Linked DNA regions of Homo sapiens: regions 1, 3, 4, 5 and 6 are each linked to region 2. A link is a contact called in ENCODE Hi-C or POLR2A ChIA-PET data. All regions are on one chromosome and are shown on one strand. Each heading gives the region's core, a stretch centred on a gene start or an enhancer-like site at or near the end of the contact. The rest is flanking DNA. Distances are from core to core; before and after follow the strand shown.

What was found. A loop is a pair of places that touch in the nucleus more often than their neighbours do. ChIA-PET counts read pairs that join two places held with the same protein, here RNA polymerase II (POLR2A). Pooled maps may share reads with other maps.
Region 1: a loop to region 2 is called in a map of breast epithelium, with 15 times the contacts of the local background. The contact joins the enhancer-like site here to the promoter of MCU in region 2. A Hi-C loop is called at or near these places in 1 of 168 maps with a recorded cell type or tissue (breast epithelium) and 5 of 50 pooled maps. POLR2A ChIA-PET finds 5 or more read pairs at or near these places in 2 of 52 experiments (A549 and H1).
Region 3: a pooled map shows a loop between it and region 2 (4-fold over the local background). The contact joins the enhancer-like site here to the promoter of MCU in region 2. A Hi-C loop is called at or near these places in 3 of 50 pooled maps. POLR2A ChIA-PET finds 5 or more read pairs at or near these places in 7 of 52 experiments (AG04450, HEK293, MCF 10A and 4 more).
Region 4: a loop to region 2 is called in a map of B cell, with 12 times the contacts of the local background. The contact joins the promoter of DDIT4-AS1 here to the promoter of MCU in region 2. A Hi-C loop is called at or near these places in 2 of 168 maps with a recorded cell type or tissue (B cell and naive thymus-derived CD4-positive, alpha-beta T cell), 1 of 37 single-sample maps with no recorded cell type and 8 of 50 pooled maps. POLR2A ChIA-PET finds 5 or more read pairs at or near these places in 6 of 52 experiments (A549, BJ, GM10248 and 3 more).
Region 5: a loop to region 2 is called in a pooled map, with 7 times the contacts of the local background. The contact joins the enhancer-like site here to the promoter of MCU in region 2. A Hi-C loop is called at or near these places in 7 of 50 pooled maps. POLR2A ChIA-PET finds 5 or more read pairs at or near these places in 2 of 52 experiments (PC-9 and activated CD4-positive, alpha-beta T cell).
Region 6: a loop to region 2 is called in a pooled map, with 2.3 times the contacts of the local background. The contact joins the enhancer-like site here to the promoter of MCU in region 2. A Hi-C loop is called at or near these places in 1 of 37 single-sample maps with no recorded cell type and 3 of 50 pooled maps. POLR2A ChIA-PET finds 5 or more read pairs at or near these places in 2 of 52 experiments (RWPE1 and activated CD8-positive, alpha-beta memory T cell).

What each region holds. Positions count from the first base shown.
Region 1 is chr10:72,247,466-72,251,688 of GRCh38, forward strand. No RefSeq gene overlaps it. Among named protein-coding and RNA genes, the nearest start is that of DDIT4-AS1, 24 kb to the right of the region's middle. RefSeq lists enhancers at 435-1,002, 1,003-1,571, 1,572-2,138, 1,607-1,706. Within about 2 kb of position 1,491, at least 35 of the 41 ENCODE cell types and tissues checked have a DNase peak (open chromatin) inside an H3K27ac peak, as active enhancers do; they include breast epithelium, where a contact is called at or near this core.
Region 2 is chr10:72,690,541-72,694,770 of GRCh38, forward strand. It overlaps MCU (mitochondrial calcium uniporter), which reads left to right and starts at 1,603. Exons shown (of 8, transcript NM_138357.3): 1 at 1,603-1,761. The coding sequence starts at 1,612. RefSeq lists enhancers at 1,221-1,280, 2,951-3,040 and silencers at 1,481-1,940, 2,031-2,080, 2,101-2,190.
Region 3 is chr10:72,317,450-72,322,261 of GRCh38, forward strand. No RefSeq gene overlaps it. Among named protein-coding and RNA genes, the nearest start is that of DNAJB12, 35 kb to the right of the region's middle. RefSeq lists enhancers at 1,636-1,685, 3,322-3,616, 3,366-3,785, 4,219-4,812 and a silencer at 2,036-2,595. Within about 2 kb of position 3,347, at least 41 of the 41 ENCODE cell types and tissues checked have a DNase peak (open chromatin) inside an H3K27ac peak, as active enhancers do; they include endothelial cell of umbilical vein, where a contact is called at or near this core.
Region 4 is chr10:72,270,465-72,274,962 of GRCh38, forward strand. DDIT4-AS1 (DDIT4 antisense RNA 1) reads right to left here and starts at 3,247. Exons shown (of 2, transcript NR_186445.1): 1 at 2,386-3,247; 2 at 922-2,053. It overlaps DDIT4 (DNA damage inducible transcript 4), which reads left to right and starts at 3,460. Exons shown (of 3, transcript NM_019058.4): 1 at 3,460-3,596; 2 at 3,693-3,957; 3 at 4,231-4,498. The coding sequence starts at 3,753. RefSeq lists enhancers at 1-488, 489-989, 1,957-2,480, 2,481-3,004, 3,715-3,834.
Region 5 is chr10:72,295,757-72,300,291 of GRCh38, forward strand. No RefSeq gene overlaps it. Among named protein-coding and RNA genes, the nearest start is that of DDIT4, 24 kb to the left of the region's middle. RefSeq lists enhancers at 115-409, 1,414-1,713, 2,365-3,021, 2,634-2,723 and a silencer at 2,074-2,343. Within about 2 kb of position 1,580, at least 39 of the 41 ENCODE cell types and tissues checked have a DNase peak (open chromatin) inside an H3K27ac peak, as active enhancers do; they include PC-9, where a contact is called at or near this core.
Region 6 is chr10:73,041,389-73,045,841 of GRCh38, forward strand. It overlaps P4HA1 (prolyl 4-hydroxylase subunit alpha 1), which reads right to left. Exons shown (of 15, transcript NM_001017962.3): 9 at 3,593-3,663. Among named protein-coding and RNA genes, the nearest start is that of P4HA1, 53 kb to the right of the region's middle. Within about 2 kb of position 3,148, at least 4 of the 41 ENCODE cell types and tissues checked have a DNase peak (open chromatin) inside an H3K27ac peak, as active enhancers do.

The DNA.
Region 1 (4,223 bases), core at 241-2,740, 440 kb before region 2:
GCTTTTGGAAACCTCTTCTCCAAGAAGGGAATCCCTGAGCTTGGGCCAGTCTAGGAAGCACCCAGTTGAATCTACAGGCCTAGGACACATGAAAACCCTTTTACCAACCAACATCTGGAAAGGGACTCTGCAATGCCAGGGTAGAAGGAGCCTTATTCATGGAGCTTCATAGAGGCACTGGGTCTTATTTTCTTTGAGACGGAGTTTCACTCTTCTTGCCCAGGCTGGAGGGCAGTGGTGTGATCTCGGCTCACTGCAACCTCCGCCTCCCGGGTTCAAGCGATTTTCCTGCCTCAGCCTCCCGAGTAGCTGGGATTACGGGCATGCACCACCATGCCCAGCTAATTTTTGCATTTTTTTAGTAGAGATGGGGTTTCTCTATGTTGGTCAGGCTGGTCTCAAACTCCCGACATCAGGTCCTCCGTCTGCCTCAGCCTCCCAAAGTGCTGGGATTACAGGCATGAGCCACCCCCTCCGGCTTGGGTCTTATTTTCAATGGCCAGGCCTCTCATTAACGTGGCAGGAATGCAGCCTGTGCGGAGCTCCCAACAGTGCAGTTTGCCAGAAGTTGGCTGGGATTGTGCTGGGTTTCTCAAGGTTCCCCTCCTTGTTCACTCTCTTCAGACCCACCTTTGCCTGCAGCTGGCAAGCAGCTGATAGATCTCTATTTTGCTGTTGTGAGAATTCACCAAAAAGGCACTTCTAAAAGCCTCATGCAACTAGCAGGAGAAACATAGGTTTAGAGCCTTGCTCCTGCAGCTTCAAAAACAAGGAGGCAAAAATTGAGATTGAATATAGCACAGAGTGTGGGTGACACCAAACCACGGACTGAGTTGATAGGCTGCAGGGAAGGAAGTGAAAAGTTCACCTTGTCCTTCCGTCTAACAGAGGACTGCTGGTTTTGCAGAGGTTTGCTTTTTTTTTTTTTTCCATTCAATAAAAATAGCTCGGTGGGACAACATATTATAGCATTCGTGGAAATAAAAACTAGGAACCACATCATAGGATGTTCTGCTCCAAACTTGGCGCTGATCCCCCAGGCAGCTCCAAGTTCCCTCTGATTCAGGCAGCAGCGACGGAGGCCCTCCCCTGTCCCAGGTGGGACCCGGCCTTCAGAGAGGAAGGGAGGTGGTGGTATGAGGCATCAGCTGTTTCCTTTGCCTGTGGGCCAAGATCCTTGCCATGGCAGAAATACAACTTTGTCCCCAGTGTCTGCCTTCTGCACTGTAAAAAGCAAGTTTCCATCACAAAGGGTTGCGATTCAGGAAACCAGGGTTAGAGGCAAACGGGTCTTATTTGAAAATGGTAAAACCTGGCCAGGCCTTGGACTTCCTGCATTGGTTGCTCTCCTGGGACCTGGGACCAGCCCAGCAGGGTGGGGTGGGGCAGCAATGCAGGTTACAGGATGTGAAAGTGGGGACTGAGGTTAGGAAAAAGAATAAAAGGCTGTGACCAGAACACACCCAGCAGAGGCCATGTGCAGTTCTCTTCTTCAGGGTTTCCTGTGGGTACACTGAGAACATTGTGTTCTGGCTGAGAACTTATCCGGCGGAGCCTGCTGCATACGTGGCCCCTGGGTCCTAGTGCTGCCTCTTACCTAGCCTCAGGCCTGGCTCCCCTGCCTGCACCTGCGTGCAGCCCACTGTATGACCCAGGGAGGCTGTCTCCATTGTGTCCTCCTGCTGGGTGAGGCCCCCGGCCACCAGACTCCGAGCACTTAAGATTCTGACCCATCCCGCATTTCCAAAGCATCTTCAGCGTGCCGGGTGCCATCACACAGTCGCGTTTCATATCCCTCATAACAAAACATCCTTCAGATGACAAAACTGAGGTTCAGGGAAACTGAGAGGAACAACCAACATCAGTATTTATTTTTATTTATTTATTTTAGAAAGGGGGGTTTCACTTCCACCCAGGTTGGAATGCAGTGGTGCGTTCATAGCTCACTGCAGCTTCCAACTCCGGGCCTCAAGTGAACCTCAGCCTCCTGAGCAGCTGGGACTACAGGCACGCACCACCACCCCTGGCTCATTTTTGTATTTTTTGTAGAGACAGGGTCTCATTATGTTGCCCAGGCTGGTCTCGAACTCCTGGGCTCAAGCAACCCTCCCGCCTCGGCTACCCAAAATGTTGGGATTAAGACATAAGCCACTATGTGCCTGGCCTATGCCAGTATTTATTTATTTATTTATTTATTTATTTATTTATTTATTTATTTATTTATTTATTTTTGAAATGGAGTTTTGCTCTTGTTGCCCAGGCTGGAGTGCAGTGGCATGATCTCGGCTCACCGCAACCTCTGCCTCCCGGGTTTAAGCAGTTCTCCTGCTTTAGCCTCCCGAGTAGCTGGGATTATAGGCACCCACCACCACACCGGGCTAATTTTTGTATTTTTAGTAGAGACAGGGTTTCACCATGTTGGCCAGGCTGATCTTGAACACCTGACCTCAGGTGATCCACCTGCCTCAGCCTCCCAAAGTGCTGAGATGACAGGCGTGAGCCACCATGCCTGGCTGCCACTATTTATTAAAGGTTCTTGGATGCAGGTCTCATGTCACTTCGGGATAACTGATTTTGAGGCATTATTTCAAACTCTTGCAATGAATGTGAGCATTTTCTCTCAAAGTTTCTCTCCAGGTGATTTTGAGAATAGATGCTTTCTCTTTTTTATTTTTTGTTTGCTTGAGACAGGGTCTCATTCTGTCGCCCAGGCTGGAGTGTGCAGTGGCGTGATCTTGGCTCATTGCAGCTTCAACCTCCCTGGATCAATTGATCCTCCTGCCTCATCCTCCTGAGTAGCTGGGACTACAGGTTTGCACCACCAAGCCCCGCTAATTTTTTTTTTTTTTTTTTTTTTGAGACGGAGTCTCTTTCTGTCGCCCAGGCTGGAGTGCAGTGGTGCAATCTCGGCTCACTGCAACCTCCACCTCCCGGGCTCAAGCAGTTCTTCTGCCTCAGCCTCCCGAGTAGGTGAGACTACAGGCATGCGTCACCACGCCTGGCTAATTTTTGTATTTTTAGTAGAGACGGGGGTTTCACCATATTGGCCAGGCTGGTCTCGAACTCCTCACCTTGTGATCTGCCCGCCTTAGCCTCCCAAAGTGTTAGGATTACAGGCATAAGCCACCATGCGCAGCCAATTCTCTTATTTTGTTGTTGTTATTGTTGTAGAGACAGATCTCACTGTGTTGCCCAGGCTGGTATTGAACTCCTGGACTCAAGCCTTCCTCCCACCTCAGCCTCCCAAAGTGCTGGGATTACAAGGTGTGAGCCACCACACCTGGTTGGTACTTTCTTAATGATTCTCTGAAATAGATAAAAGCTCAGGCAGGTGGGCCCAGAGCTGTCCAGAGGAGCCTGAGCCTGAGTCCCGCCCTGGCCTGCTCAGAGCCAGGAGAGTCTGCCCTCTGCATGAACTCCCTCAACTGCTGATCTGCTGCCATAAGCCTCTATGCAGCAGCCACATCAGCCTCTGGATTCTTCTGTGCTGTGTAAGGTCCTGGAACTCAGAGGCATATGCTGGGTCCCATAGCCAAGGATCAGTGGGCCAGCAGAGGAGAGGGGACTTAGGAGGGGGATGGAGGCTCTCCAGTTAGATCTTTGCAATTCTTTGGGTTTTTTTGTTTGTTTCTTTCTTTGTTTTGTTTTTTTTTTTTTTTTAATAATAAAGACAAGATCTCACTATGTTGCCCAGGCTGGTCTCAAACTCCTAAGCTCAAGTGATCCTCCCACCTCGGCCTCCCAAAGTGCTAGGATTACATGCGTGAGCCACTGTGCCTGGCCATCTTTGAAAAAAAATTTTTTTTTTTTTTGATGGAGTCACTCTGTCGCCCAGGCTGGAGTGCAGTGGTGCGATCTTGGCTCACCACAACCTCTGCCTTCCGGGTTCAAGCAATTCTCCTGCCTCAGCTTCCCGAGTAGCTGGGATTACAGGTGCATGCCATCACGCCCTGCTAATTTTTTTTGTATTTTTAGTGGAGATGGGGTTTTGCCATGTTGGCCAGGCTGGTCTCAAACTCCTGACCTCAGGTGATCTGCCTGCCTTGGCCTCCCAAGGTGCTGGGATTACAGGCATGAGCCACTGCTCCCAGCCCATCTTTGCAATTTTTGAACTAAGTTCTAGATTATACCCTCCCTACCAGATTGCAAATCTCTTTTTCCAAGTCATCTTTGTATCCCGTCCAGTCACACCTTTGCCTTGTGTGTGTGGAGTCCTTGATCCA
Region 2 (4,230 bases), core at 353-2,852:
GAGTGAGTGACATGATATCTACCCCGGAGAAGCCAATCATCTCACTGTTTTGGTGTAGGTGGGGCATAAGGATTAAACAAACAAAAAACTTCCACGTCATTTTTTAGCTATTCTTGGCCAAGAAGGTACCATTTCAGTCAAACTTTAAAGAATATTCTTAGAATAAGTGATAACATTTTCTTCGTATTTATGTGTGTGTTTTGTTTTTGTTTTAAATTTATCATCTAAGGCTACACTACAAAGATGTTTTCCAAAATTTAAAATAATGCTTGTATTTGCTTCCCAAACTATTTTCCTGCTCCAGATTTTAAAAAGAGGTGTGAGAATTTAATCAGCTCATAATAATAAACAGCTAGCAAGGAAATACTCTTCTAAGGAAATTCAGGACCCAAAATCTTTCTTAGGCAGTATTCAAGGAGCCCTCATTGTGAGTTTAAGTGGAAAGAAGTGTTTTTCAAGAGAAAGTGTTTGTTATTCCAAAGCGTATTCTGATAACTATTTCGGCAAAATTATGAAGCATCATTAAAATAGCCTTTTACATGAATTTTTTTTTTTTTTTTTGAGATGGAGTCTTGCTGTGTCGCCCAGGCTGGAGTGCAATGGCCCGATCTCGGTTCACTGCAAGCTCCGTCTCCCGGGTTCACACCATTCTCCTGCCTCAGCCTCCGGAATAGCTGGGACTATAAGCGCCCGCCACCACGCCTGGCTAATTTTTTGTATTTTTAGTACAGATGGGGTTTCACCGTGTTAGCCAGGATGGTCTCGATCTCCTGACCTCGTGATCCGCCCGCCTCTGCCTCCCAAAGTGCTGGGATTACAGGCGTGAGCCACCGCGCCCGGCCTTACATGATTTTTTATTACGTTATTAATGTGTTCTGTTTCTGTAAATGCACACAAAGTCAAATATGATAAAATAGTGCTGTTTCTGGAGAGTGTGAGAATATCCGTATAAAGGTGCTGTAAAAATGAATTGGGTATTTGAGATGTATACACGTCAGTTAATTCACTCTGAAGGCATGTACTCATTCTGGGACTTTGATATTGTAATCGTTCTACCTCTCCTATATTATGCTACGCATCACAGTCATTAGATCACTCCGTGATGTAGAGTTAATTTCAGCATATCTAAATATTATCAGTTATGAATGATAATTCTAGGCGTGTAGTTGAGAGTTACAGCATACACCGTTAATGGTTATTAATTTGGTGCCTATTTTGCCAACTTAGAACACTCACTTAGAACTCAACTTCGAACAAAGCTTTTCACAAATATCTATATCCCCCGTTACTCTTATCATAGCTCTATTGTTGGTGAAGATTAGCCGAACTGAACATGCCATCTCTATTGCTGTTATTTTCACGGGTTTGGGTGTCAATTATGGGTTCCCTAGAATTTGCCCGTAATTGACTATGTCCCACTATAGGTAACTCTGGAAGGGACTGGCAGCTTCCAGTGTGGTTCTCCCGCCTGTCGATTGGACCTTGCAGGAAGCCCCGCCTCATCAACTCAGTCAAGGGCTTTAGTTGGCCCGGCGTCGGTGAGTGGCGGGTCTTAGCTCCGCCCTGGCCGTCCGCTGCGCTGCCTGGGTCGGCGCCGTTTCCAGTTGAGAGATGGCGGCCGCCGCAGGTAGATCGCTCCTGCTGCTCCTCTCCTCTCGGGGCGGCGGCGGCGGGGGCGCCGGCGGCTGCGGGGCGCTGACTGCCGGCTGCTTCCCTGGGCTGGGCGTCAGCCGCCACCGGCAGCAGCAGCACCACCGGACGGTGAGCGAGCGCGCCCGGAGGCTCCGGGGAGGGCGGGGCGGCGCTGGCGTGTGGGAGCCGCCGGCGGGCAGGCCGCCGGGGCAGCAGGCGAGTTACCTCAACTCCCGGCCGCTCCGGAGGTTGCCGGGCACCGAGGAGCCGCCGTGCCCTTCAGGCGCCTGCGGCGGCGACCAGGAAGGGAGGGCGGGCGGGAGGAAGCCGAGAGGAGGAGGAGGGGCGACGGCGGGGATGTTCCCGCAGGACTGGGGACACCAGGGCGGGGAAGGCACGGGACTTGAACCTCTCCCCGACTCGCCCCCAATCGCGTTCCCTCCCTTCTTCGTTCTTAACAGCCCTGCCCCAAGGCTCCCTGAACGGAGCCAGATGGAAGTTGTCCCCTTTCCCTCCTCCTCCGGGCGGGTTGGGGAGTTCTGAGTTGCCGCGGCCGCCTTGTGTGTGCCAGGAGAGTGGCAGTGCCATGCTGCTGGGAGCTGCCCCGGAGAGCAGCCCAGGACCCCGGCGGGGCCGCCCCTCGTCCTCTCTCGTCCCCGAGGGGTCGGGCAGGAAGGAAAATCAAACTTTATTCCCCTCTGTGACTTCCTCTGTGTGTGTGCATGGGGAACCGGCTCCCTCGAGATGGATGCTGCATTGCTTCAGGAGGCAAGCTTCATCCTCTTGGGTCCTTAAAGGTGCTTTTGGGGGTCCTTTCGAGGGCTACTGTATAAGCGTGTTCACGCGTGCCTGAAGCGGGAAGGGTGGTCAGCAGGCACAGGAGAAGCGAATATGGTAAGTTGTTGACAGAGGCAGAGATTTGGTGGTTGTATTAACCAGTTGTTGCTGGGTTTCATTGGCTGGCAGAAAAAGAGGATTTCTGTTTGAACACTCTTGGGTGAGTGTGTGTGTGTGTGTGTGTGTGTGTGAGAGAGAGAGAGACAGAGTGTGAGAGAGATTTCTTTTTTCAATTGCAAGAGATGAATTTGGCATGGAGTTCTTAACCTAACAAGTCAGGAGGTTTCCTTCCCTTGGACTTTCTAGACCTATATGTGTTGGTCTCTGGCCAGCTCTGAGGGAAAGAATGTAGGTTTTATTTGCTGGGGCTGAGTTGTATAGTGTGATTATTGGAGGATCACTGCAAACAGCTTGATAGGAGAAACTACAATAGTACCTTCAACCCTCAATAAACACATCGCCTGCCTTGTTCTGATCATAACTCTTAAGAGGAAACTGAACTGGAGCTCTTCGGAGAGGATACTCCTAAGGCCAATGACAGCATCAAAATCGAGTGCCTGAAAGATCTATGAAAAGACCTAATGCTCTGCAAAAGCAAGGTTGTATTGTTATTATTAGTCATAGGTATGGACCCTATCCTCATTCTTGTGAGAAGATTGTACCTCTTTTTATTTGGCATACTGGCATATTGCTTTGCTGAAGCTTTTGGGTGACAGCCAAGAGCTTTTCCACAGTTCAATTTAATTTGCATGTTTCATAGCCTCTAGTTATGTGTTTTGTTCTCTTAAAAACATAAGGCCACCCCAAATTTTGATTGCATTCCCCTTTCCGTCGAACTACTTAAAGGCTTCCCAAGTTGTCCTTAAGTCCATATTTTGATAAGACATCTTCTGACTTTGCACAGTTTTTAAGACTGTTTGGGTGTGATATTCATTTAGCATTTTAAAAAATTTGTGCCTTGTATATTTTCCACTATGCAAATTTGTCAGGCTGTGAGTGTCTCCCTTGTGGGGATACTTCACGAAGGTGTTCTCTGTGCTATTCTAGGGTGGGTAAAAATGAAGTGCTGAATTTGTAACTGAAAGCACAATTAAAACGAAGTGTTATTTCTAAAGGGCAGGAATGTTATGGGAATGGTGACTTGTACATGAATTTAGAATTGTAAGATTTTGAAAAAAATTGAACCTGATTATTTAAAGTGTATAAACATTTTATTTTTCTACAATTCTTCTGAAGCCATCATGTATACAGCTGTTTCCATAGGATAGTCTGTGATTCTTTACAAGAAATTCCATTTAAAAGATATTGAGGCCCTAAAAAGAGAGAGACTTGGCCAAGGTTACGTTAGCTAATACGTAAGTTTTAGGACTCCCACTCATCTGAGATATTCTCACCTCTTATTGTGTTCTTTTCATTGTAAAGTGCAAATGCTCCTTTACATCTCTCTCCTCCCTTATAAAATTTACTATTGTCCATTATGAAAGTATTGCTATTTCAAAACCCCATGAATGGGAATTCTCCTGTAAGTAGGTGTTGATTTGAGTACATATATTAGGTGAATATGGGAGCAAACAACTTACCAGAAAGAATAGATGTTCTGGTAAAGGTCCCTGAGAGACACTAAGGTTGAATCTTGCTTGGGAGACATCCTGTGTATGTGCAGCAGATGGCAGTCTGCATTGGAATGGATCACAAGTCCAGTTTGTGCCACTTTTGTTCCGCTGTATGGTATGGTAAATTACAACCAGGGGGGCATAACCA
Region 3 (4,812 bases), core at 2,097-4,596, 370 kb before region 2:
CTTGAATATACAATAAACCATCAGAAATCTGCATCTTACTCCTTGCGGGGAATTAGGTTGTTGTATACTGTCTTGACTTTTTCTTATGTTTACAGACATAACTATGTCTTTATTTACATACATGCATGCCCACCCATCTTTTTAGAAAATGTTTTCATGTTTTGCTAATCAATCATTCATTCTTTCCTCCTTTCCATATTTATTTATTTATTTAATTATTATTATTATTATTTTTTGAGATGGAGTCTCACTCTGTTGCCTGGGCTGGAGTGCAATGATGTGATCTCGGCTCACTGCAACCTCCGCCTCCTGAGTTCAAGAGATTCTCCTGCCTCAGCCTCCTGAGTAGCTGGGATTACAGGCATGCGCCACCACACCTGGCTAATTTTTGTATTTTTAGTAGAGACGGGGTTTCATCATGTTGGCCAGAATGCTCTCAATCTCCTGACCTTGTGATCCACCCTCTTTGGCCTCCCAAAGTGCTGGGATTACAGGTGTGAGCCACCGTGCCTGGCCTTTATTATTATTATTTTTTGAGATGGAGTTTTGCTCGTCATCCAGGCTGGAGTGCAATGGCATGATCTCGGCTCACTGCAACCTCCGCCTCCCGGATTCAAGCTATTCTCCTGCCTCAGTCTCCCAAGTAGCTGGGATTACAGGCACGTGTCACCACAACCGGCTAATTTTTGTATTTTTAGTAGAGACAGGGTTTCACCACGTTGGCCAGGCTAGTCTCCAACTCCTGACCTCAGGTGATCTGCCTGCCTCGACCTCCCAAAGTGCTGGGATTACAGGCATAAGCCACTGCGCCCGGCCCCTTTCCATATATATTTATTGATCTCTTAGTGTATGCCAGGCACCTTGGTAAGTGCTGGGTATGTGGAGATGAGGAAAACAGACATGATCTCTCCCTCATCGACCTTTCAGCCCGGTGGAGAAAGCAACTTCGAATTCTGAACTGCAGTAAGAGCTAAAGAGAGAAAACAGGAAGCTCTGAGAGTTAATAACAGGATCTCTACTCAAGTAACATTTATGTGGGGATCAATATGAGAAAGAGCCAATCATTTGAAGAGTGTAGGGAAAAGCATTCCGGGCAGAAGGAACAGCATGAGTGAGGGCACAGAAGTCTGAACATTGTGTGGGGTGTGTGGGGAAGTCTGAGGCTCTTCCTAATTACAGTGTAGGGGTGTAGTTGGGGGTTAAGCCATACAGGCAGGGTAGAATCAACGTGAGAAAACCCCAAATGCCAAGCCAAGAAATTCTGTAAGCAACGGGGGGCTACTCATGTCACTTAGTTTAGTAACAGCGGTTCTAAAGCTCCAGCCTGGAAAAGCCCAGAATATTAATGTTCAAGAGGAAATCTCTGCTTCAAATCAAAGGCTCTTTCTCCTGCTTGCTGGAAATTCAAAGCCTGCCCCGTGCCTCTGAGCCTTAGAGCCAGACAGGTTGCCTTATTACTGATTCCCTACAGAAACGCAGCCCAGAGAGGCCAAGAGATTTGCCCAAGTGAAACAGCAAACCAATGCCAAACGCAGAACCTCAAACCCCAAATGCCAGCCTTCAGCTCCAGCCCTAAACCTGTCCCCTTTCACCTGGAGATTCTTTCTGGCAGGCACTCAAAGCAGGTAGGTGAGAAAATGCCTTTTTTTTTTTTTTTTTTTGAGACCAGTCTAGCTATGTCACCCAGGCTGGAATGCAGTGGCAAGATCGTAGCTCACTGCAGCCTTGACCTCCTGGGCTAAAGGGGTCCTCCCGCCTCAGCCTACGGAGTAGCTGGGACTGAAGACTTGAAAATTAAATAAATTGCATTCTTGAAAATGCATGTTAACACGAATTTGTGGAGCACTTACTTACTAGTGCCAACTACGGTACCTGGCCTGGGAAATAGACCTGCCCCGGGAGGTAGACCTCCCCGAGGGCACTCCCAGTCCTGGAGCCCCCAAACTTCTTGAACTACAGAAATTCCCCTAGGACTCCCCTCCCCTGCCCCCCACTCCCCAAGTTGCTGAAAATCATGAGTAACAAAGCGGCCAGGAGTTTCCTGTCTTGCTGAGCTGGCTTACTCAATTTCCCTCGTTTGTCCGCTCAGACCAGACGGGGCAAAGGGCAGCCATCAAAGGTGTCTGGGACGAGCCCGGCGGGGTAATGGGCCGCTAGGGACTCAGTCTGGCCCGGGTCTCAGCCGGGGCAGAAGGCAGCCGGGCGAGGGCCGCGGGTGGGGGGCAGGGGGCCGGGGACAAGCAGCCCCGCCCAGGCCGGCGCGCTGTGTGCACAACGTGCAGGGCTGCGAAAGCGGATGCGGCCTGATGGGGCAATCGCTGGCAACGCGCCGCGGGTTGTCAGCGGGCGCTGGGGGGTGGGAGCCCGGCGCCGGCGGGCCCTGCCTCCAGCATTGGCCCCGCCCCCAGTTCCGCAGTCGTGGCTGGGTTTCGGGGAGGGCGCCCGGTGCGGGGGGCGCCCAGGGCCTGCGCACACGGGTAGGCCCGCGTGCCCAAGCCCCCTTGCAGCCCAGGCGCCCTGGCTCATTATCCATCCCGGCCACTGGCGTTCGGTTCCGCTCCTGTCGCACCACCCCCTCACTGCTCTGACAGATACCAGGAGCTGGTGCCAACCCGCAGACACACCTGGGCAGCCCCACGTGGGTATCGCACGCGCAGGGGCACATCTGCCCTGCCGGGTTTGGAGAGCAGTTGCAAGTCAGCCCCTGGAATGTGGTCCCGTGCCGGCTGGAGCAAGAACTGTGTAACCTCTCTGAGCCTCAGATAACTCATCTGTTAAATGGGGAGGATGATAGCATCACTGGGTTGTTGTCAGGATGAAATAAGATAGAGGCTATAGGGGCGGGTGTGGTGGCTCACTCCTGTAATACCAGCACTTTGGGAGGCCAAGGTGGGAGGATCCCTTGAGCCCAGGAAGTCAAGGCTGCAGTGAGCCAAGATCACGCCACTGCACTCCAGCCTGTGCGACAGTGTGAGACCTGGTCTCAAAAAAAAAAAAAAAAGGCTACAAAGTGTTATATCAGAGTCACTAGCACTCACCCAGTAAGTGATAGCCATGAAGATTCTTAAAGAGAAGGGAACTGGGAGCTACAAAGCCAGCTGGGCTCACAGGCTGCAACTGGGGCATGTCTGGGTTTCCGGCTTCTTTTTTCCTTCCCTGTATCATATTTATTTTTTCCTCAATATCACCCCTCATCTTTCACCCAGGGCCTGCAATATTCCTTCGTTCATTTGACACACATCGGTTGATATTTGTGCCTGCTGTGAGGCATTAAAAACTGCTTATCTGGCTGTGTGGCACCCGGGAACTTTCCCCAGGCCACACCAGCTACACCTGTGGCCTCCTCAGCCTGGGTTGCTGCCCTGAGTCACTGGAGTAGGTCACTTCCTCTCTCAGTCCCTCCATCTGTGCAATAGGGATAAGAGGCCTGGCTTCTCTCTAGTCTCCTGGGACTGTCAGGGGATGAGTCAGATAACGGTGGGGAAGGCGCAGAGAGGCAGAAAGCAGCTCTTACTAGAGCGGGGCCCATCTGGCTGATGCAAGGCTTGCACTTTGCATGTAACCCCAGCCGGTACAAACAGGGATGGCTCCGGGAAGCGTGAGGAGCAGGGGGAGCAGAGAAGTCCCCAACCCTACCCGACAGCCGGGGTGTGGGATCCAGACTGGCAGCTTAGGAGTCTGAGCAGCTGGGGCTCTGTCCAGGCTCTGCTTCCCCAGCTCTGCGAGCATGACAGCAGGTTCCTGACCCCTCTGATCCGGCTGCCTTTTCTGTCACTCAGGGGTTGCAGTACCTCCCTCACCTAGCTGAAGTTGGAAGTGAAGGTGGTAACTCCCAGAGGGAGTGGAGCCCTTCCGTGTTTCTGGGAGGGGTCTGAGGGCTGGCCGGGGGGGTCCGGGTGGGGGAGGTGGGACCAGACAGGAGGAAGGCAGCCCTGGCCAAAGGCTCAGCATATTCCATAGTCACCTCAGGCAGGGGGTTCTAGGGGCTCCTCCCAAAAGAGTCAGAGACCCCTGCACCCTCAGCCGACCCCAGGCATGACAGACCCCGCCTCATCCCACAGTGCACAAGGAGATCACACTCAGATCTGGGCCCCAGTCTGGCGTCTGCCCCAGGCCAGCTGCATGACCTTGGGCAGGTGATTGAATGTTTTTGGGTCTCCATTTTTCCACTTGTGAAATGGGGATAGCGATGCCTACTTTGTAAAGCTGTTGTGAGGCTGGGGGAAAATGAGAACGATATCAAGTGTTCACAGTAGAGGCCAGCACTGTTGTGAGCGGCAGCTCCTCTCCCTCCCCTCCCCTCCCCCTTTCCCTATCACAGGTGGGGCCAGGTGGAATGTCACAGTAAGTCCTTGGGATAGAAAGGTCTACTGACATATTCAAAGTGCCCCCGCCCCCAAGGTTTCTAGCCTGATACCATAAGCTTTGATGGCAAGAGCTCTGTTTGCTTGGGGACTTTATATGCATGATTGTATTTGACATATGACGAGGGCCATACGTGGCATCCATTATATAGATGGAAGCGGAGGCAGGAGAAGTCAAATAGCTTGTCTGGTCACATGGCTAGAAAGGGTGAGTGCCAGGATTTGAAACCAGGTCTTCCGGACTCCAGCTCATCCACCACACACCCCCTGCCTGCCTCTTGCTTTTGCCCTGGGTGTTCTCCTCTTTCCTGAGTGGCCTCTTATGATGTGGAGTCCCCGAGGCCAGGGACGGTCATGAGCATGGCTTCCTTGTCTTCCAGGGTGTGGCTCAAGCACACAGTGGGTCCTCAGTCCACCCTGCTGACCAGGGAGATGAGTCCTGGCATGA
Region 4 (4,498 bases), core at 1,997-4,496, 420 kb before region 2:
CATTCATTCATCCATCCATTCATTCATGTATTTATCCAAGGAACATTTGCTGAGCCTTTTCTATGTACTGGGCACAGTGCTGGCTACTTGAAGTTAGGATGTGTAGAACGCCATCCTCAAGTAGCTTACTGTCTAGTGGGAAGACCAAAGTGGAAAGAATTATTAACAACAAAGATATGCACTGGCTGGAAAGATGCCCTGAGGAAGGCACCTAAGGGATGGAGTGTCGGGATGAGGGTGCTAGGGGAGGCTTCCTGGAGGAAGGGATGCCAGAGTTGGGTGGCCAAGGCTGCTGGTGGAAGCATGTCTAGGCAAGCCCACCTTGGCCTGAGGGGAGGAGGAGCGGGTGGGTGGACACCAAATGCAGGGTTTCTAGGTTTTGTGAGAGCTCCAATGAGGTCTGGTTCAGAGGCCAGGAGATGGAGCGTCCTCCTGACCAGAAGGGCCCCATTTGCAGAGCTGTGGAGTGAGGGGGTGTTCGGTGTAGGGAGGGTGGTTACAAAGTCTTTCCAGCTCCAGCCAGATGGAAGGGAATCTACCCTCCACCTCAGGACAGGATGGACCAAGGCCCTGCACTCTGGCTCCTGGGAGAGGCTAGCAGTTAAGAACCCCCACTTTACCCTCCTCCCGACCTTTGAGATTCTCCTGGCATACAGGCCTTTTCTCTATCAGGGGTTTTAGCAGTTGTCACAGGGGAAGACACTGACCACTCCCAACTCCCCCAGGCCTCTGCCAGGCCTCCTTGCAGGAGACTTTACCCTGGAACCCACTCCCTCCTACTTTAGGAAACACTTCCAACAATAGGACTGCCTTCTTTTTTTTTTTTAATCGCTTTTTAGAAACACAATGAGACAATAACACTAATAGATTTCTTTTGAAAAGAAACAAAATTACTCAGTGCGCATTAACCAGCCCTTCCCATTTGAGACAAGTTGTTTTATTAACAGAAGGAGACAGTGAATGAAAAAAAGGTGCTTGGAACACTGTTGGGCAGTCTTGATGGTGTTTGTTGAATGAATAAATGATTCCTAATAACTGACCTTTCCAAACCGGACCCGGATTCTTTTCCTTATGAATATCTACTTAAAAGGAAAAAAAAAAAAAGCCTGTGCTTTCTTTAGGTCAGTGTTCCACATTTTCCTGAATTTTTTTTCTGTCCAAAAAAAAAAAAAAAAAGGCCAGGCGTGGTGGCTCACGCCTGTAATCCCAGCACTTTGGGAGGCCCAGGCTGGTGGATCACCTGAGTTCAGGAATTTGAGACCAGCTTGGCCAACATGGTGAAACCGTCTCTCTACTAAAAATACAAAAATTAGGCCGGGCGCGGTGGCTCACGCCTGTAATCCTAGCACTTTGGGAGGCCGAGGCAGGCGGATCACGAGGTCAGGAGATCGAGACCATCCTGGCTAACACGGTGAAACCCTCTCTCTATTAAAAATACAAAAGATTAGCCGGACGTGGTGGTGGGCACCTGCAGTTCCAGCTTCTCGGGAGGCTGAGGTAGGAGAATGGTGTGAACCCGGGAGGCGGAGCTTGCAGTGAGCCAAGATCGCACCACTGCACTCCAGCCTGGGTGAAAGAGTGAGACCCCATCTCAAAAAAAAAAAAAAAAAGAAGAAGAAGAAGAAAAAACATCGTAACTCTTGTTTCCTTAGGGTGTTTAGGTGTCCCGCCCAAATCAGCCTGGAGGAAATGTGAATGTTCCTGATGGATTAATTCAGATCTTCTCTCTGGCCAGCAGGAAGACACACCCATGCAGGTCACCTCTGTAAGAGTGATTTCAAGAGTATGTCATCTACTCCAGCCCTCCAAGAACAACTAGCCGCCTTGATCCAGTGTCTTTTATTATTTTTAATTTTTATATCCCCATTGTTAAGCAATCTGGTGTCTTTAAGGCTCCAACAAGCGACAGAGCTTGAAGAATGGGAAGAGAAGGCCTTGAAAGTCCCAGTGGCTCACAAACTATTCCATTCTGCAGCTGTCTTTAAGATGTCTCCTGGATCCCCTGATTTCTTTTTTTAATCCATAAATTTGTCTCCATAAGTGGGTCTCCCACCTGTCAAATGAGAGTAGGGTGCAGAGCTTGGATTCTGGTTCTTTCAGGTTCTAAGTCTTGGCCCAAGTGTCAGCTTTTTCTTTTTTCTAAGTTGGGGTGGGGATGGGGGTTGCGGAGGGCAGTGGCCTGACATCTCCTGCAAGTGTCATTTGTCACGCGAAAGCAAGCCTGACCCGAGGCAAGGCCCGCCTATCTGGTTAGGTTCCTTGCCCGCCCCCGGGGCCCTGGGCATCTGATGTAAGTTTGGCTCCCTCTTCCATCAGGGTCCTCCTGTCCCAGACTGATAAACCTTTAGAGCAATAAAGGTCGAGTCCGTCTCAACCTCCACCCACCCTCAGCAACCACTGTTAGCCTCTGAGCACTGCTGCCAGGCCAGATTTCCTGTGGCCCCGCCTGAATGATGAAACACGGGATGGCCATTGCACTCCCTGGCTTTTCCAGAGATCTCGGTCCTCGGTCCTGATGCAACCGTCTGGATCTTTTACACAAAGCGCTAGGCGAGCGCTGGGTGCTAGGACCCGGGGGGCGCCCGGGCAGGGAGGTCCGGCTGCGCTGCCTGCAGTCCGCGGGGAGGGCGGATGGGTCTGTGAGTCCGACTGCTGTGAATCCTCGCTTCCATCCCTGCACTGGGCGCTATGAACCCGGGCCCATCCACACTCCTCTAACCACTCTCCTCAAGCCCTCTCCTTGGGAGCAGTTGGAAGTGGAAGCAGATAGGGTTTGGGAGGAGGCAGGGATCCCCATTAACCTATGTCCTGGGCTGTAGAGTAACAGCCAGGATGGGCAGGTGGGGCCTTGGGGAAGGGGCAGCATGGTGCCCGGAGCTTCCCAGTCTGTGGACCCCACCCCCATATCCCGAGCCTTTGCAAAGCAGGGATAGAGGGGGTAAGGGCGCGAGGGCAGGCCGGGCTAACGTCTGCTCCTGCGCCGCCGTCCCACGGGCATCCCCCCCGTGTGTGCCCAGTTGTTCCCGAAGCTTTAGGATCCAAGACGCTGGGGGCAACCATTTTCCTTGCCCGCCGCCCCCTCACGCTTCCCTGCCTCTCCTCCTAGCCTGGTCACGGGCTGTCCCCTCCTCCAGCAATGCAACCCTATAATAAACAAGTCTTTCCTTGATCCTCCCCTGCCGCGAGCGCCCTCGGGGACCTTGGCAGCTGCAGCCGCCGCGGATCCTTTCCAGAAAGGGGGCGTGGCGGTGGGTCGGGGTTCGACTGCGAGCTTTCTGGGGCTCAATGGAGGCGGGGCCCGGCCGCTGTCACCGGGCAGGAGAGAACGTTGCTTACGTGCGCCCGGAGTCCATTGGCCAAGGCGGGCCACACTCCCGGGTCTGGATTGGGTCGTGGCGCAGAGAAGGCGTGGCCTCGCCGCGCTAGTCCTTATAGGCTGCTCCGCGCTGGTGCTAGGGCGCAGCAGGCCAAGGGGGAGGTGCGAGCGTGGACCTGGGACGGGTCTGGGCGGCTCTCGGTGGTTGGCACGGGTTCGCACACCCATTCAAGCGGCAGGACGCACTTGTCTTAGCAGTTCTCGCTGACCGCGCTAGCTGGTGAGTGTCCCTTCTGTGTGTGGGTCCTAGAGCTCGCGGTCTGGTCTGGTCTGGTCCCCAGACTGACGCCTGGTCGGTCCCCCTCTTGTCTTACAGCGGCTTCTACGCTCCGGCACTCTGAGTTCATCAGCAAACGCCCTGGCGTCTGTCCTCACCATGCCTAGCCTTTGGGACCGCTTCTCGTCGTCGTCCACCTCCTCTTCGCCCTCGTCCTTGCCCCGAACTCCCACCCCAGATCGGCCGCCGCGCTCAGCCTGGGGGTCGGCGACCCGGGAGGAGGGGTTTGACCGCTCCACGAGCCTGGAGAGCTCGGACTGCGAGTCCCTGGACAGCAGCAACAGTGGCTTCGGGCCGGAGGAAGGTGAGCGGTGGGCGGGTGCCGACGCGACTCGAGGGGCCGGGAAGGTGGGGAAGCCCCGGTGCTGGAAGGGGTCAGAGCCGCCTTGGCTTCCTATCCCATCGGGACCCAGATTGCTTGGGGGCAGGGGGAATTGGAGTATAAGGTGAGTGAGGCGGAAACTGAGGCACGGAGTGGGAAGGAGCGTTGGTTTCTTAAGGAAACAGCACCTCCCCCGCCTGTGCGTTTCGTTTTGAAGCCGCTCTAATACCCCTTCCTGTGTGCTCTCCTTTCCAGACACGGCTTACCTGGATGGGGTGTCGTTGCCCGACTTCGAGCTGCTCAGTGACCCTGAGGATGAACACTTGTGTGCCAACCTGATGCAGCTGCTGCAGGAGAGCCTGGCCCAGGCGCGGCTGGGCTCTCGACGCCCTGCGCGCCTGCTGATGCCTAGCCAGTTGGTAAGCCAGGTGGGCAAAGAACTACTGCGCCTGGCCTACAGCGAGCCGTGCGGCCTGCGGGGGGCGCTGCTGGACGTCTGCGTGGAGCAGGGCAAGAGCTGCCA
Region 5 (4,535 bases), core at 330-2,829, 390 kb before region 2:
GACTGGCACCTGTAGTACAAGGTGCAGAGGGGGTCAGGAGGTGGGTTCTGAAGCCCTGGCATTGGGGTGTTACCAATGGGCACCCATTCAATATCTCTTCAGTTCCTCCTTTGGAGAAACCCTCTTCCCTCCTTCCTTTTCAGCCCATTGGAGCAGGTGAGGCTGCAGGTGTGGGGCCTGTGAACAGATTTGCCAATCAACACAGGGTTATTCCTGCCTTGCCCCTGGTATCTGTGTGGTCACATGACCCCAACTGTCCAGTTACAGTGAAACCCGGGACATGTGTCACAATTCCCAAGGACAGAGCCTCTTTCTACTCAACTGGAACTTGGGATGATGTGCCCCTGCAGCTGCAGCAGGTGCTCATGGAGCCCAAACACTTCCCAAGACAGCAAAGGCAAAGTACAAACAAGTACAAAGACTCTGGGAAATGAGTCTTCATGACGTCGTGGTGTCGCCAGATCGAGTCATGCCTGGGGTTCTCAGTTTCCTGAGCCAGTAGATTCCCTTTTTAGCATAAATCAGTTTGAGTCAGGTTTTCTGGCATTTGCATCATTAAGAGTCTGACATTCATATGGTGAATTTTCTTTTCTTTTTTTTCTTTTTTTTTTTTTGAGATGGAGTTTCGCTCTTGTTGCCCAGGCTGGAGTGCAATGGTGCGATCTCGGCTCACCGCAACCTCTGCCTTCTCCTGGGTTCAAGCGATTCTTCTGCCTCAGCCTCCTGAGTAGCTGGGATTATAGGCATGCGCCACCATGACCGGCTACTTTTGTATTTTTAGTAGAGACGGGGTTTTTTCCATGTTGGTCAGGCTGGTCTCAAACTCCGGACCTCAGGTGATCTGCCCGCCTCGGCCTCCTAAAGTGCTGGGATTACAGGCGTGAGCCACCGCGCCCGGCCATGGGTCTGTTCTTAAATGGGGCTTCCAGAGGGAACCTCAGCCTGTTTTGAAATAACAAGGATCCAGGCACGGTGGCTCACGCCTATAATCCCAGGACTTTGGGAGGCTGAGGCGGGCGGATCACGAGGTCAGTAGTTTGAGACCAGCCTGACCAACATGGAGAAACCCCATCTCTACTAAAAATACAAAATTAGCCGGGTGTGGTGGCGCATGCCTGTAATCCCAGCTACTCAGGAGGCTGAGGCAGGAGAATTGCTTGAACCCGGGAGGCGGAGGTTGCGGTAAGCCGAGATCGCGCCATTGCACTCCAGCCTGGGAAACAAGAGCGAAACTCCATCTCAAAAAAAGAAAAGAAAAGAAGAGAAAGGACAATAAGGAGTTAGAAACACTTTCTCCCTTCCCTCCTTCCCGAGGGGCGGGCTCCATCTTCTTTATTTTTTATTTTTAGAGAAGAGGTCTCCCTATCTTGCCCAGGCTGGTCTCAAACTCCTGGTCTCAAGCGATCCTCCGGCCTCGGCCTCCCAAAGTGCTGGGTTTAAGACGTGAGCCACCGCGCCCTGCCTCCATGTTCTTTAATCTGCTGTCCCTGGCCCAGGGACCTCCGCAGATAAAGCTCGGTTTCCCCTTTCTGACGCTGTTACCAGTTTGCGGCGGTTAACCCCCCAGAGAGAGCCTGACGCAGATTTGCTGCAGGAAACCACCGAGTCTCACGGCTTGGCACGAACTCTTCCTTCCGGGCCGGCCAGGATGCCTGAGCGTGGGGGTGGGCAGGGCACCTCCTACTTCCCCCCGCAGATAACCACCAACCCGGCCACATCATTCTCACATCTGGGAACTGAGCTCACTCGAGGCTTTTCTCACGTAGCCTCCTTTGAACCTGTTTCCTCATCTGTAAAATGGGGCTAAGGATAGCATCCACCTATTTCAGGGTCGTTTTGAGGGAATCCTGGAGAGAAAACTAGGGTTTTCAGCAAAAGGATCGGCACAAAGTAGATGTTCGCCGCTCCCCTCCCTCCTTCCCGCTCCCCCGGGCAGGAAGGCTCGCGTGCGCGAGGCCACAGCGCAAGCGGGTGCAGAGCAGGATTCGAACAGGGTTCCATGCAACTCCGTGCCCAGGGTCCTACCACCGCCTGAGCTCAGCGGTCTTCAGCCAGCGGGGCCCTTCCACCCCCTTCCTTAATAGTTTTCCTCCTCCGCCTCCTGCACGGCCTCCGCCTCCGCCTGACCGTCCTCGGAAACCTCCCAGCCGCAGCCCGGCCCTCCCCAGCGGCCTGAGTGGCCTCCTCCCGCGGCGCCCCCCAGCTCCGCACCTCCCCAGCCCCGCCCGAGGCGCGCCCAGCGAGCGTGACCCCGACCCAGGGCCACGGCTGCGCCCGTAGGATCGCGGGCGCGCGGGTCTCCATGAGGGACTGGGAGAGATGCGTCACCCGCTAATCCCTCAACTGGGTCGCACCCGGTCTGCCTTGGTTGGTCCCTTCTGATGGCGGAGGCGGGACCTCGACTTGGTGGCCAATGAGGAGCCTCGTGGGGGTGCTCTCGGCTGCCATGGCAACGGAGGGGCCGCCCGCTTCCCCGCGGGGCGAGGCCGGCTCTCCCAGGACTGGCCACATTGCAGTCACGCGCTGTGGCCCCAGTCCTGTTAGCATGAGGTGGGGGTCAGAAGTTGAGGAACAACTCGGACCTAAAGCCTTGACAATTGCCAACAGTGTAGACAAGTCCCAGCATGCCCAAAATTTATAAGAGAAGGCTGCCTGGAAGAGGGACACGATGAGGAGGGTCTGCTGAAACGGACAAAGAAACCCAGTTCAGTGCAGTGGAGTGGACATGGCACGGGCAGGGCACGGAGTGGGGTCGGTGCTTAGTAAGCGGATTAGGGTTTCCAAGCCAAGACCCACCCAGGGCAGGATGGGGAACCAAGGTGAGCAGGTGCGCTGAATTGTGGGTCTCACACTGTCCTTCAGTGTCCCGCAGGAAGAGAGAGCTAAGGATCACCAGGGTCATTCCCCTGCCTCAGGCAGCCTGCACTCCACCTTAGGTACAGTCATGTCCGGTCTTCAGCATTCATTAACCTCGTATTCTTCCCAGGAAGAGGAAGGTGACCAGGTTCATTGTCCCCATTTCATAAATGAGAAAACTGATGCCTGCCTGCTAAAGTAGCTCACCCTTGGGCCGTGGGGCCTGGCATTGGGCCCAAGCGGGGCCCTTCCAGGGAAGCCCCAGCCCGCAGTTCTGACGTTGCCCACCCTTGCTGATGGTGCAGGGATGTCAGGGGCAACTGAGCCCCATGTTTAACGAGGCAGGTGAGCTGGGGTCAGAACCCTGCCCTGGCCTCTGATGGCCCTGGGTGGGGATGTGTCTAACTCCCTCCTCAGTCACTCTGGGAGGGAGTCCAGTGTTGCCCCACGCTCGTGGCCTCCAGAAGCCCACAGTCTAATGGGGAGACAGACCCTACAGGGACCACATGATGTGAGAAATGCTGCAGGGGTGACGTGGACAAAGCACAGGGGAGCACAGGAGAAGGGGTGCCTGAGTCGGCCCAGGGAAGTCAGGGAAGGCCTCACAGCGGAGGCAACCCCAACACAAGATGCAGAGTGCTTGCTAGGCAGCCAAGCAAGGGGACGGTCGCCATCCCAGGCAGAGGGAGCAAAGGCCTAGAGGCCACCTGTCTGCAAAGCCTAGAGGCATCCCTGAGAGTGGCTCCGAAGAACAAGTCTAGGAGTGTGGACTACAACTTTAGGCAAGGCCCAGGCTGCAAAGTGAATACCAAAGACAGGGCTGTGTGCTCCACAGTTGGGTGCTTTCAGCCCCCTTCTGAATCAGCAGGCACCCACATACACTTTTCTCTAACTGGCAGATTCACAGAACCCCAAGAACCTTTCTCAGGACCCCACTTTGAGAAGTATTGGATTAGAAGTTAACACTGTCCGGCTCACAGTGGCTCACGCCTGTAATCCCAGCACTTTGGGAGGCTGAGGAGGGCGGATCTCTTGAGGTCAGGAGTTCAAGACCAGCCTGGCCAATATGGTAAAACCCCATCTCTACTAAAAATCCAAAAATTAGCCGGGTGTTGTGGCACACGCCTGTAGTCCCAGCTACTCGGGAGGCCAAGGCACGAGAATCGCTTCAACTGTTAGGCAGAAGTTGCAGTGGGCCAAGATCACGCCACTGCACTCCAGCCTGGCTGATGGAGTGAGACTCTGTCTTGAAAAAAAAAAAAAAAAAAAAGGCCGGGCACAGTGGCTTACATCTGTAATCCCAGCACTTTGGGAGGCTGAGGTGGGTGGATCACCCGAGGTCAGCAGTTCGAGACCGGCGTGGCCAACGTGGCGAAACCCTGCCTCTACTAAAAATACAAAAAAAAAAATTAGCTGGGCCCGTGGTGGTGTGCGCCTGTAATCCCCGCACTTGTGGAGGCTGAGGCAGGCGGATCACTTGAGATCAGGAATTTGAGACCAGCCTGGCCAACGTGGTGAAACCCCATCTCTACTAAAAATATGAAACTTAGTCCAGCGTGGTGGTGGGCGCCTGTAATCCCAGCTACTTGGGAGGCTGAGGCAAGAGAATCACTTGAACCCAGGAGGCAGAGGTTGCAGTGAGTTGAGATCGTACCATTGTACTCCAGCCTGGGCGACAG
Region 6 (4,453 bases), core at 1,898-4,397, 350 kb after region 2:
AAAAATTAGCCGGGCAGCAGCGGGCGCCTGTAGTCCCAGGTACTCAGGAGGCTGAGGCAGAAGAATGGCATGAACCCAGGAGGCGGAGCTTGCAGTGAGCCAAGATTGCGCCACTGCACTCCAGCCTGGGGGCGACAGAGCAAGACTCCATCCCCCCCCCAAAAAAAAAAAAAAAGAATTCTCTGACCTTCCTCTAAAGTAGTATAAGACTTTCAATCCAGAAGTATCCTCTCTCTACCTGGAAGAAATGAACATCCTTATCCTGAGACACAGAGATACCAAGAGGTATGTGAACAAACAGGCTTTGCTAAGTTTCCCCCAGTTTATTACCATTAGATCATATCCCCTTTGTTCATCATACTTCTGTATGACTATCCACTCATCAAACCTAGCATAAAAATACACAGGTTTCCCTGTTTCTTTGGGTTCTCATTTTTTTCTATTTCTTTTCTCTTTTTTTTTTTGAGACAGGATCTTACTCTGTCACCCTGGCTGGAGTGCAGTGGCATGCTCATGGCTCACTGTGGCTCTCTGTAGCCTCAACCTCCTCAGGCTCAGGTGATCCTCCCACCTCAGCCTCCCAAGTAACTGGGTCTACAGGTACATGCCACCACACCTGGCTAATTTTTTTTGTATTTTTTGTAGAGTTGGGGTTTTAACATGTTGCTCAGGCTGCGGTCTTCATTTCTAAAGGCTTCTTGTCAAGTAAATTTTGTATTAAATAAATTTGTATGATTTTCTCTTGTTAATCTGTCTTTTGTTATAGGGGTCTCAGCTATGAAGCTAGTGATAGGCAAGAAAAAAAATTTTTCTCTCTTACTGGGGCAAAAGGGCAGGTGGTGTTATACAGCAGAGACAAGAAACCAAGACGTGTATAGTAACGTTTAAGGTTAATATATAAAAGGCATATGGTCCTGCCCAAAAAAGAAAAAGGAAATGCTGAATCAACACATTCGGTCCAGCCTAATCTTTTTCTTTTTGAAGACAGCAGTAATCTTCAAAATTTCTCTGAGTACCTCCTAAAATGCCTGTTAAAATCTATGTTTGCCTTTGCATAAATTTTTTAGTTGACAACTAAATTTTTTCATAATTTAGTTTCGAATGATTGAATTGTCATATTGAAAACGTTGGTAATTTCTAAAAAATGATTACTTTAAATGTATCCACTGGAATCTAAATACCATAATGATTTGATATCCACCATCATCCACTTAAAATATGTGAACAAAATATTTTTTAATACTTGGACATTTTACATCTTTTTTTTTTTTCTTGATGTTATAGTTTCATTCCATTCTTATCCTAGAACAGTTAATTCTCAACAGGGGTGGAGTCACTAGAGGTAGTGGTGGGGATTTTACCTATCAGGGGACATTTGACAATGTCTGGAGACATTTTTGATTGTCACAACTTAAGGAAGGGTGCTACTGGCATCCAGTGAACCACAGATGCTATTAAACATCCTACAAAGCTGAAGATAGCCCCCAAGAACAAGAATTATCTGACTCAAAATGTCAATAGTGCTATTGATAAGGTTAAGAAACCTTGTCCTACAGTGACACATTTTTATGCCTGAAAATCTTTTATTTATCACATTATACTTATCTATATTAAAAATATTTATACAATTAACAAAAATATGAATTTCCTAAAACAAAAAGCCTGTGTTAAAGACCTATAAAAAGGCTGTGTTAAAGATAGTATCTTCTGGATTGTTACTATAATTATTATTCACATTTGTTAATCTAAATAACATGACTAAACAATCATTATCAAGTATAAACAAGTGAAAATGTATTAAGATGTTCCTAATGAGATGGATGGGGCTTATGTTTGTTATATTTCATTAGTTATTGTGTCTGTGGATAAATATTCTACTTGTTAGAATAAAAATTCAGCACAAAGATATTTCTATTTTCATGAGAGCCGAGAAACCTTCACAAGTAGATGGAAAAGGAGTTCTATTGTAATACTGTCACCCAATTCTGTGAGCTCTAAGTTACACAGTGAGCTCTTTTTAAAAAACATTTTAGTGATCAATCAACTAATAACCTAATAAGATTATCTTTAAACACTGTTAAAAGCAAGGAACTTGCAAAGGCTTTGTTATAAAGGCACTTACTTACGCAATACCTGCAGCTACTAGGTGACCCTGAGATTTTTAAACCCCTGCTTTACTGCAGAGTCCAAAAGAGGCCTTGTTTAATGAAGGGAATTTGGGAACTTCTCTTAGTTCAATATGAGAACACATTTCACTTATCAAAGTTTGGGGAGCCTCAACAGACATTATGTAAGTTAATGTTACTTTGGAAAACCCCTATTAACTGCCCCATAACCATGTTTATTAGTCCGTCATGAAAACTCCAGCACAGATATTATCAAACATCTATGCCTAACCACCTAGGTCTTAGAAACTATATCATGAGTTTTCAGAAAATTAGATTCCCAAGAAAGAAATGGTCCAAATATGACTAAAGTTCTCTCCATTACTCCCTTACCTCTTAGATACTCTGTACTGTGCTGTGGTCAATTTTCCAGTCTCAGGGTCATGTACTGTAGCTCGGCTCAGCTACAAAAAAAGAGAAAGGACAAGGACTTACTCCAGTAGCAGGCAATTTTGGGCTTTTTGTTTGTTTTGTTTTGCCAAGCCACAGGTGATTGGAAGGGTTCAGATTGGTCTGGATGGTGGGTAATGGTCTCGAATCCACAAAAACATTTAGAAAAGTGGCAGTAAGAACAGCCACTTCCAAATCAAGAGAAAATGAGTTGACAGATTTTTGTTGTAGATTTATTGTCCTTTCACTTTTTTTAAACAAAAAATCATTTGAAGCTGTATGTAAATGATTTATAGCACTGGGTTTCACAGAAACTTTCTCAGATCTAGAAGTTATTTAAATATTTTGAAAAAAAATAGTAGACTCCTTAAATTCATTTTTCAAACCTCTCACTGAGATAAAACTGTTTTTAAATCTCTCTGGCAAAGTAAAAGGCAACTAAGTTTACAACTAATTTTTGGAAGACAGAGCTCAGAAGCGTAACTCTGTTCTTCCTACTGCCAACTTTTGAGTCAGCGAATTTTTTTAAATAAAAAACTCAAACAGGAGGAATACAGATTACTACATAATGACAATGTTATTTTACAAGATGTATGAACAAATGCCAACGTAATCACCATGAAGGAGGATATGAATCACCGCAGCATTTATGAATATGAGAAAACTGCATAGGTGAAGACTACTACTCCCAGATTCAGGAGGCTGCTGCTTTATTTCCCCCTTTGGCAACAAAAGGGAAAAAGAAAACAAGTATCAGGCCACTTCCTGGATATTTGACACCTGATCTGAAGAAAGATAAAAAGCATATTAATTCCCTAAAAATAACATACCAATTAAAGGTTAAAAACAGAACTTCTAGTGAAGGAGAAAGACCTGTGAAACACAAAGCAGTTTATCCATGCGTTATCCTGTTTATATACAGGGTGGTGACTTGAGCTGGTGACTGAAAATGACCCACTTTCCTTAAATGAATAATTCCTGTAAGATGTATAAAACACTCATTAGAGGGCAAAATATGCAGCATACACATCTCTTACCTTTTGCTAATTCTGTAATGTACCGTCTCCAAGTCTCCTGTTATTGGGTTTGAAATGGTGGCTCGCCTCAGCTGTGAAGCCAACCATCAAAATAGTTGCATTACAAAACAAAAAACTGAATCACATTTACCCAACCAGTCAGAATTCCAGGGTTTTTACAAAGGAGGCTAAAAAGAGAAAATAACTCCATACACTTCCAGTCACCTTGTGCTGAGCCTTGAAAGCCAGTTAGTTTTTTAGGTTTTTGGGGTTTTTTTTTTTTCTTCAATTTTTTGTTTTGCATAGATGGAGGACATACAAACAAAAGAGATTGGAAATTAAATTTCTTTCAATGGTGAAAGGACATGACAGTAAGAAAAAGAGACATATCTAAAATTTGAAGTCTAATTTACAGTTAAAATAGCCATCTGGGGGTGGGGAGAGAAGGGGAAAAAAAGAAGAATGCCTATTTGCAATTAATGATCCATTCCAAAACCTTTGACTTTAATTTTTTTTAGTGATGGAACTGTTTGCACAGGTTAATGTTTAAAATTCATTTTAAGGTCAATCTTTTGTCCCTTCAAGATAGCCACTCTCATTAACATATACAGTGAAATAATCTTGGACTGAGAACAAAGGCAGAGGAAAAGAGCTCATAAATGTTAAAAACAGCAAGAAAGAGGTGACCGCCTAGATAATAATTTCAATTTTTTTTAATGGAACGATGATTCTGAGGTTGTGAGAGCATGAAATTTTATTGCCATTAAATTTATTGATCAAAAACAATCCAAATTGAGGAATCTCCAGAATATAACTTGATCTCCAAGTTGAAATGAATTAATTACCTTGGATGGCACCAATAATATATATTAATGTTAGACC